2 separate regions of the Homo sapiens genome follow, and region 2 is linked to region 1. Evidence: chromatin contacts called from ENCODE Hi-C or POLR2A ChIA-PET data. All regions are on one chromosome and are shown on one strand. The core of a region is the stretch at or near the end of the contact, and the rest is flanking DNA. Distances in the headings are between cores, read along the strand shown. Region 1 holds the start of PARD3B (par-3 family cell polarity regulator beta). Region 2 overlaps PARD3B (par-3 family cell polarity regulator beta).

Region 1 (3,469 bases), core at 26-2,525:
GTAAATGGTCATAGAATCTGTGACATTAAACTGAAAACACTCAAAATGTAGACAGGTTGGCTAAGCAAACAGCATGCTCCCACCTGTGTTCCTGCCCAAGTCACTGAGACAGGGCAGCTCACAAGGCTGAAACTCCAAAGGCCCCATCAGTTGTAACTTCCGAGTATGTGTCACTTGCACAATCAACTTTCTAACTCCAAGGAGCCTAAGTGAGGCGGGCCTTAATGGGTCAAAAATCACACTTAGGTGAGCAGCACCTTTTAAGACGTTCCCTCAAACAAGTTCTAAACCAGTGGTTCTCAAACTTCAGTGGGCATTCCAATCACCTGGGGATCTCGTTAAAGAGCAGATCCTGAGTCGGTGGGTTTGGAGAACTGCCCATATTGGGCAGTTCTAAGAAGCTCCCAAGAGATTCCAATGCTGCAGGTCCACTCACGACCCTCGGAGCTCAAGGCCCACAAACACCCAAAGACACCCACATCACTGATATTAGCAATAGACAACAGCTGCAGCTACAGGCAGTGCCCCATAATCCCCTGGGTTTTCTGCATCCCCTGAGTGTCGCCACCGGGTCGCACCTGGCAGGTGCCTTGGCTGCAGCCGCGCCCCACTCCTCCGCGCCGCGCTCACCTTCTCCCGGGTCTTCAGGTACCGCTGCAGCGCCTGCTGGGTGAGCTCGCCGACGCGCAGCTGGCCCTCCTTGCAGGGCACCACGATGCCCGTCCTGCCGAAGCACACGGTCACTTTCATCCTGGCCCCCGGCGACCACGCCGGGCCGGGCCGAACAGGTGTCTGACCCCGCGGGCGCAGCCCCCACTCTCGGAGGACGCCCGGGGCGGGTGGGCCCAGAGACCCGGGGCGCCGCTCCCCGGAACACCCTGAGGCCCGGAGGCTCGCGGCAGCGCCCCTTCCACCTGGCCAGGCGGCAGGTGGCGGGAATCGGGGAGGGGCGGCCGCGGAAAGGGGTTACCTCCCAGGTGCCCGGCGGCCCGGGACGCGGCAGCTCCGCGGCACCGGCTCCTCCTCCTCCTCCTCCCGCTCCTACTCCTGCCCGGCCCAGGCGGCTGCTCCGCGCCCACCAAAGCGAAACTGCCGGCCCTGCCCTGTCGCTGGTCCTGGCCCTGGCCCTGGCCCTGGCGGCGTTGGCAGGGCCGGCCCCAAGCCGGGGGCTGGAGTGGGCGGCGGCGGCGGCGGCGCACGGGGCCAGAGTTGGGAGGAAACTTTTGCGCCGGCTCCCAACTCCTCTGCGGCGCCCGCGCTCTGGGCTCCTGCGGTCCCGGCGACGGCCTGGGCCCGGCTCTTAAAGGGGCCGCGGCGCTCCCGGGCCCCGCCGCACGCTGGGCGACGACGTGCCCCGGCCCTGCGGGCCAGTAACTGGAGCCCGGGAGCCTCGTCTCGTCACCTGGGTCTCTCCCTGGCTCTCTCCCTCTCGCACGCATGCACACGGAGCTCTGGGGAGTTGTAAGGGGACCTGAGGGCTACACGCTCGAGGATTGAAACCGGATCTCAGAAAGAACACCCGAGGGAAGAGCGAGGAGACTGCAGAGCTGCGCCCTTCACAGGAGGGGACTGCAGCAAGATGCAAAAGGAGCCCAGGAGCAGGTGCTTCTAGTCACGCCCACCAAAAACACCCAAGGGGCGAGGCTGCCGGGTGCGGAGATGCAGGAGTGCCCCGAGGGCCTGTTAGGAACTCGCCTTAAGCACAGCCCGTGCCGCTGCCATCAGGAGCCCTGGGATAGCAGAGCTGAAGCGAACCTTGGAGAGAACGCGCCAGTGGAAACTTTTCCTTTTACAGACCCTCGAGGACACTGAGTATTTGGCCAAAGGTCACACCCAAGACCCAGATATGATCGCGTGTGTTGACACATAGCCTTCTGGAATGCGACTACCGTTGTGCATTTTATTAGGAAAAAAAAAAGTTAACACCCTTAGGCTCATGATTTGGCAGGTGTGTATCCATCACCAATTGAAATGGGAATATGTGGGGGAAACCAACAAATTACGTTAGTTTCATTCTTAGCTCTCATGTAAATGAGCTCCTTTGAGCTTAACAACTACCCGGTAGGTAGATATTATTCTTCGCATCTTGTGCATCAAGAATGGTGCTCGGAGAGGTCAAGAGACTGAGCAGACCATGGTGTTAGTTCTGTTGAAAAGAACTCAGGTCTTCTGAGCTCAATCTCTGGTCTCTCCCTGCAGTTTTCTTAGCCATCCAGTTCATCCAGCAAGACCCTCAGGGCTGCATCATGTGTTTCTCTACAGAAGGATGTGCTCCTATGTGGACACACTTAAATTGAACGTGAATTGCCTAGGATGGTATGATAATGCAGAGGAGATTAAATTCATGGGTTTCAAGAGGTTTTTTAAAAAAATAAATTTTAGCTCATTCATACATTCAGTAAGTATATATTGGTTGTCTTCTATGTATAGAAAGTCAGTGGCAAACCAAGAGGATCACGTAAACCAAGTCCATTGTAATTTGGTTGTAAATCCAATACAAACTAATTTACATTTAAATAAACCAAAGACAGAATTGATCACCTCATAAAATCAGAAGATCCAGAGGGCACTCCATTGAGGCAAGGTTGAAAGCAGGAACTCAAACTATGTCCTCAGGGGCCAGCTAGCTCTGTCCAGCTCTTAGCTCTATCTGTTCCTCAGTGTGGTCTCCATTCTCAGGCCAGCTCTCTTCAAAGGAGACACTTTATCCTCTTTTTAGAGATGAGGAGCTGAGGCCAAAGGAAGTTAAATGATTTAGTTAAAATCTCATTCTTAGAAAGTAGCAGAGGCTGGCTTAAAACCCAGGTCATCTGATTCCAGAGTCTTCATCGTAACTGCTGTGCTGTTTCTTACATGAGAAGTACCAATGAGTGAATCAAACAAACAAATAGATACTGATGCCGTGCATTAATGTGTGGCCCTCACTTTTAATATTCGGTATTTCATGGACCTATAGAATGGTACAGAGCAAAGATTTTCCACTGATGAAATAACTTTGCATGTTGCCATCCTTCCTGCATCGTGGCTTTTTGCTTTACAGTTGCTCCAGACTCATTTTCTTCTGCTTGGGTCATGAATAGCTCCTCCTCTTCGCCACAAATTCCCTCTTAGCCCAGCTTTAGCTCCTTCCCAATATCTAGAACCTCCCACCCCAAGTCCTGGCTTTGATAATCCCCAAGTGAACCATAAAGAACACTCCGGCTCTCCCAGTTCCACTTGGGAAGTTGGAATCGGGACCTAGGGGATGCAGCAGAGGCCATGCCATTGTGAGATGAAGGAAGAGATGACTCTAGACAAGGATGTGAACAGTGCATTGTGCAATCCTGTACACCATGGGGTGACCTTTTATAGCCCTAAGTTAGTATGAAGAGTTTAGTGTTTACATTTCATGTTTATTAAATAGCCAGGTTTAATTTGTTATTCAGCCTCATCACAGCATATATAGAAACAATTTACCATATATTATCAA
Region 2 (3,545 bases), core at 914-3,413, 63 kb before region 1:
GTCAGGAGTTTGAGACCAAGATGTCTGGCCAAGATGGCAAAGCCCAGTCTCTACTAAAAATACAAAAATTAGCTGGGCATGGTGGTGTGCATCTGTAATCCCAGCCACTCGGGAGGCTGACGCAGGAGAATCGCTTTAACATGGGAGGTCGAGGTTGCAGTAAGCCAAGACCGTGCCACTGCCCTCCAGCCTAGGCAACAGAGGGAGACTCCATAAAAAGGACAAGGGAACAATAAGTCAGAATAATGCCGATAGACTACTTAACAAATCATTGTAAATATTTGCCATATTACATTAAGAAGAACAGATTTAATAATTGTTTAGTACTACTTGTAAACCAAAAATGAAATCCTAAGCCCCCCAACTGTCTGAATGGATGTCCCTCATGGCCAAGGGGACTCCAGAGAAACCTGAAAAACTGAATTTCCAGCCACGATGGGAAGGGAGGTGGGACAAACCTCCTTAAACCTCTTCTCTCTGGGAGTTTAGGCATAACTGGCCAGCATTAACATTGAAATTGGCATCATAAGACTGAAAAAACAGACGCTTTGTGGCAATAAGACACCAAGTTCCAACCTGACTCTGGTATAGAGTCACATGTAGACCCTGAAGGAAATCAAAATATCTTACTTCAACATATATTTATTTGACATATATTTTTTCATATCTTGAAATGACCCTATAAAGCCTTCTCTTTTAAGGGAAATTTGCATATGTAGAGAATGTCTGCTAATACAGCCAGGTCTCTCATTTAATCTCTTATTTAAAGGAAAGACCCTTTCTAGGTCTTTCCTGCATCTAGAAGAGATTAGATGAGAGTCTGACACCTTTAAGGTTCAAAAAGAGACATTTATCATCTATTCTCTCTGAAGGATGCTACCTGGAGGCTTCATCTACACAGCAAGAACACTGGACTATATAACTCCCCTTATCTTAACTCAAACATTTCTTACTACTGACTTCATTTAGAAAAAGCATAACTCTTTCAACCAATTTTCAACTAGAAAAGCTTTGAATCCTCCCATGACCTGTAACCCCCACTCCCGACTACTTCAAGATATCCCAGTTCTTTAGGCTAAACCAATGTACATCTTCCATATATTAATTTATTATTTTACTTACACTTTCTGTCTCCCTAAAATGTATAAAACCAAACTATAACCTGACCACCTTGGGCACACCTTCCCAGGACCTCTTGAGACTGTTCCCCAGGCCATGGTCACTCATATTGGCTCAGAATAAGCCTTTTGAAATATTTTACAGAGTTTGGTGTCTCCTTTAGCATATGGAACTTTAATCCTTCCGAGATGCCATTTTCCAATTGCAGAATATGTAGCAAAATATTTTGGGATTCATAAAAAATAAGTTGATGTTAGAATACATTATGCTTTAACTTGATACACTCAAAGACTTAATTTTAAAAATCAAAACTTTCCAAATAGATCCAAATATCTACTGAGAAAGGCTAATCCTGCCTCCTGGAGAATAAACTACCTTAAGAACATTTTAATTTAACTTTAAAAACAAAAGTCTGAATAAAGTGACAACTTTTAACTAGCAAATCTTAAAAGGAGTATAACTCCAGAGCAATATAACAGGGTATTACCTGAATAGCCATAATTATACAACTGGAATTATTTATGCTACAGGGAGACAAAGTCAGATTATTGAAGACACAGGCCCACACTTTTGTTTTAAATCAGGTTTCACAGTTCTCTCTCACCCACAACACAGTAAATTGTATCCATTCTTCTTTTGCTCTGAGAAACTTAAAGACTAAAACCCTTGCAGCTTCCCCAATATCATCACACTGCAAAAGCATAGAAGTCTTGTATGCATATGCAGGAGCAGGGAGGAGGGGGAGTAACAGCAGATATTGCCAGAGTCAGGGCATCATAATCTACTGTCTGGGTAATTCCTGGATAATTTGAGATCCCTGTGAAATGAATGTCACCAACACTCCCAAAAATCTACTGAGCCAACCAACTGATTTATCTGTGCTAATAAAGAGTTTATGCTTTCAGGACACATCACACCCTGATCCTGTCTCCTTCCAGGCATAGCACTGAGAAAATAAGACCCAGCCAATTCAGAACAATTCCTTTTGGCTTGAGATTCTGGGAGCAAAGGAGCATGCTGCACAGCTTTATTCCGTGTCCTCCCCATGGAGATGCACAGCCACCCACACACACTAAGGGTAGAAGAATGGGAAAGGGCAGATATTTCTTTCCCGGGAAAAAAGCCAGAGTGAAAGTTTTGGAGGATATAAACATGTAACAGCTAGTGGAGAGCCATAGAAACCTTCTCCCCAAGCAAATGTGCTTTGCTGTAAACTTTCCTTGCCCCTTACAATATTTAGTGTTGTGTTAATGCAAATATTTTTTTAAATCCACAAGCCTGTGCTGTTTAAAATGCCTAAAATTAAAAACAAATTCCCCCCTGTTGCCTGTCTGAAGCCACCAATACATCCACTCTTTATCATCACAGATATTTATGCAGTAGCTAACTGCTGGGGCTGCAAACCATCTTGCAAACTTCTCCTTGCCTGTGCTGCCAGGATTCTAAACTAAGGGTCCCATTGAACACTTTAAACACAACAGGGTGTGCACATGGGCATCATTCTAGACTGAGGGTTCCTAAATGTCCAAATTGTCAAAGGGGTCCAAGTCCTTAATAAATGCCATAGCTTTAACAGGATTACAATTTACATGAACAGGTCTATTCTTCCAGTCATCTAGATCAGCTGTAAAACTCCCAAGGAACAGAACTCTAAGCAACCTATTTACAGTGAATCCCTCTCTCGCGAAGTCTGTTAGTACAGGTCCCTGAAGGAGTGTGAGGCTACACCCTTAACTCCAGTTCTCTGGGCACTCAGAACAGCTGATCTTTAGTGTAGCCATCCCCCTCATATCCTTCATTTCCTTGATTCCCAAATCCTTTGTTCCCACTGTATAATCCTTTTTTTTAAAATAATTTTCTTCCTTTTCTTAACCTCTACATATTTGTTGACACAATTCTCAAAATGAAAAGTAGATACACGTGCACTGCTTTCTAGTCCTTACAAGGCCCAGTCAAACCATGTAATGTTGGCAACTTAACAAGTTTAACAGAAGCCTTACTCAGCTAACATATTCAGTGAATTATGATCGAAGGTCCTTTACTTGCCATCCTCTATTTGCCTTCTCTAATAGCTATTCCCATAGTAGCCCATGTCTACTGCACTTTCCTAGATGTATAAACTACTTAGAACTCCTTAAAGCAAAGTTCTATACTGATCCTTCATAAGGATTACGGTATAAAACAGAAATCCTCCCAATTTTTTGTTAAGTAAATGTAATCATTCGTCTATATGATAATCTGCCCCTATAATTTCCTTTGGGATACCATCTTAAACTTTGAGGCACTGAATATTATCATATATTTATGGGATATCTTTCCATTTTGCTAAGATCATTAAATTATTAAACACGCTTAACTTGGTAGAACTCAGAACCCTAGTGACTATGCCAAGGATTCTATTTTGCAGTCCCTCAGTGGTAATTCTG

The links. Hi-C counts contacts between places; a loop is a spot of excess contacts on that map. ChIA-PET counts read pairs that join two places held with the same protein, here RNA polymerase II (POLR2A). Pooled maps may share reads with other maps.
Region 2: a loop to region 1 is called in a map of Calu3, with 2.2 times the contacts of the local background. The contact joins the enhancer-like site here to the promoter of PARD3B in region 1. A Hi-C loop is called at or near these places in 4 of 168 maps with a recorded cell type or tissue (Caco-2, Calu3, PC-3 and 1 more) and 2 of 50 pooled maps. POLR2A ChIA-PET finds 5 or more read pairs at or near these places in 2 of 52 experiments (PC-9 and activated naive CD4-positive, alpha-beta T cell).

The regions. Positions count from the first base shown.
Region 1 is chr2:204,543,281-204,546,749 of GRCh38, reverse strand. It overlaps PARD3B (par-3 family cell polarity regulator beta), which reads right to left and starts at 1,275. Exons shown (of 23, transcript NM_001302769.2): 1 at 631-1,275. The coding sequence starts at 750. RefSeq lists a silencer at 1,239-1,288.
Region 2 is chr2:204,607,046-204,610,590 of GRCh38, reverse strand. The region is part of intron 1 of PARD3B (par-3 family cell polarity regulator beta); the gene reads right to left. Among named protein-coding and RNA genes, the nearest start is that of PARD3B, 63 kb to the right of the region's middle. Within about 2 kb of position 2,163, at least 2 of the 41 ENCODE cell types and tissues checked have a DNase peak (open chromatin) inside an H3K27ac peak, as active enhancers do.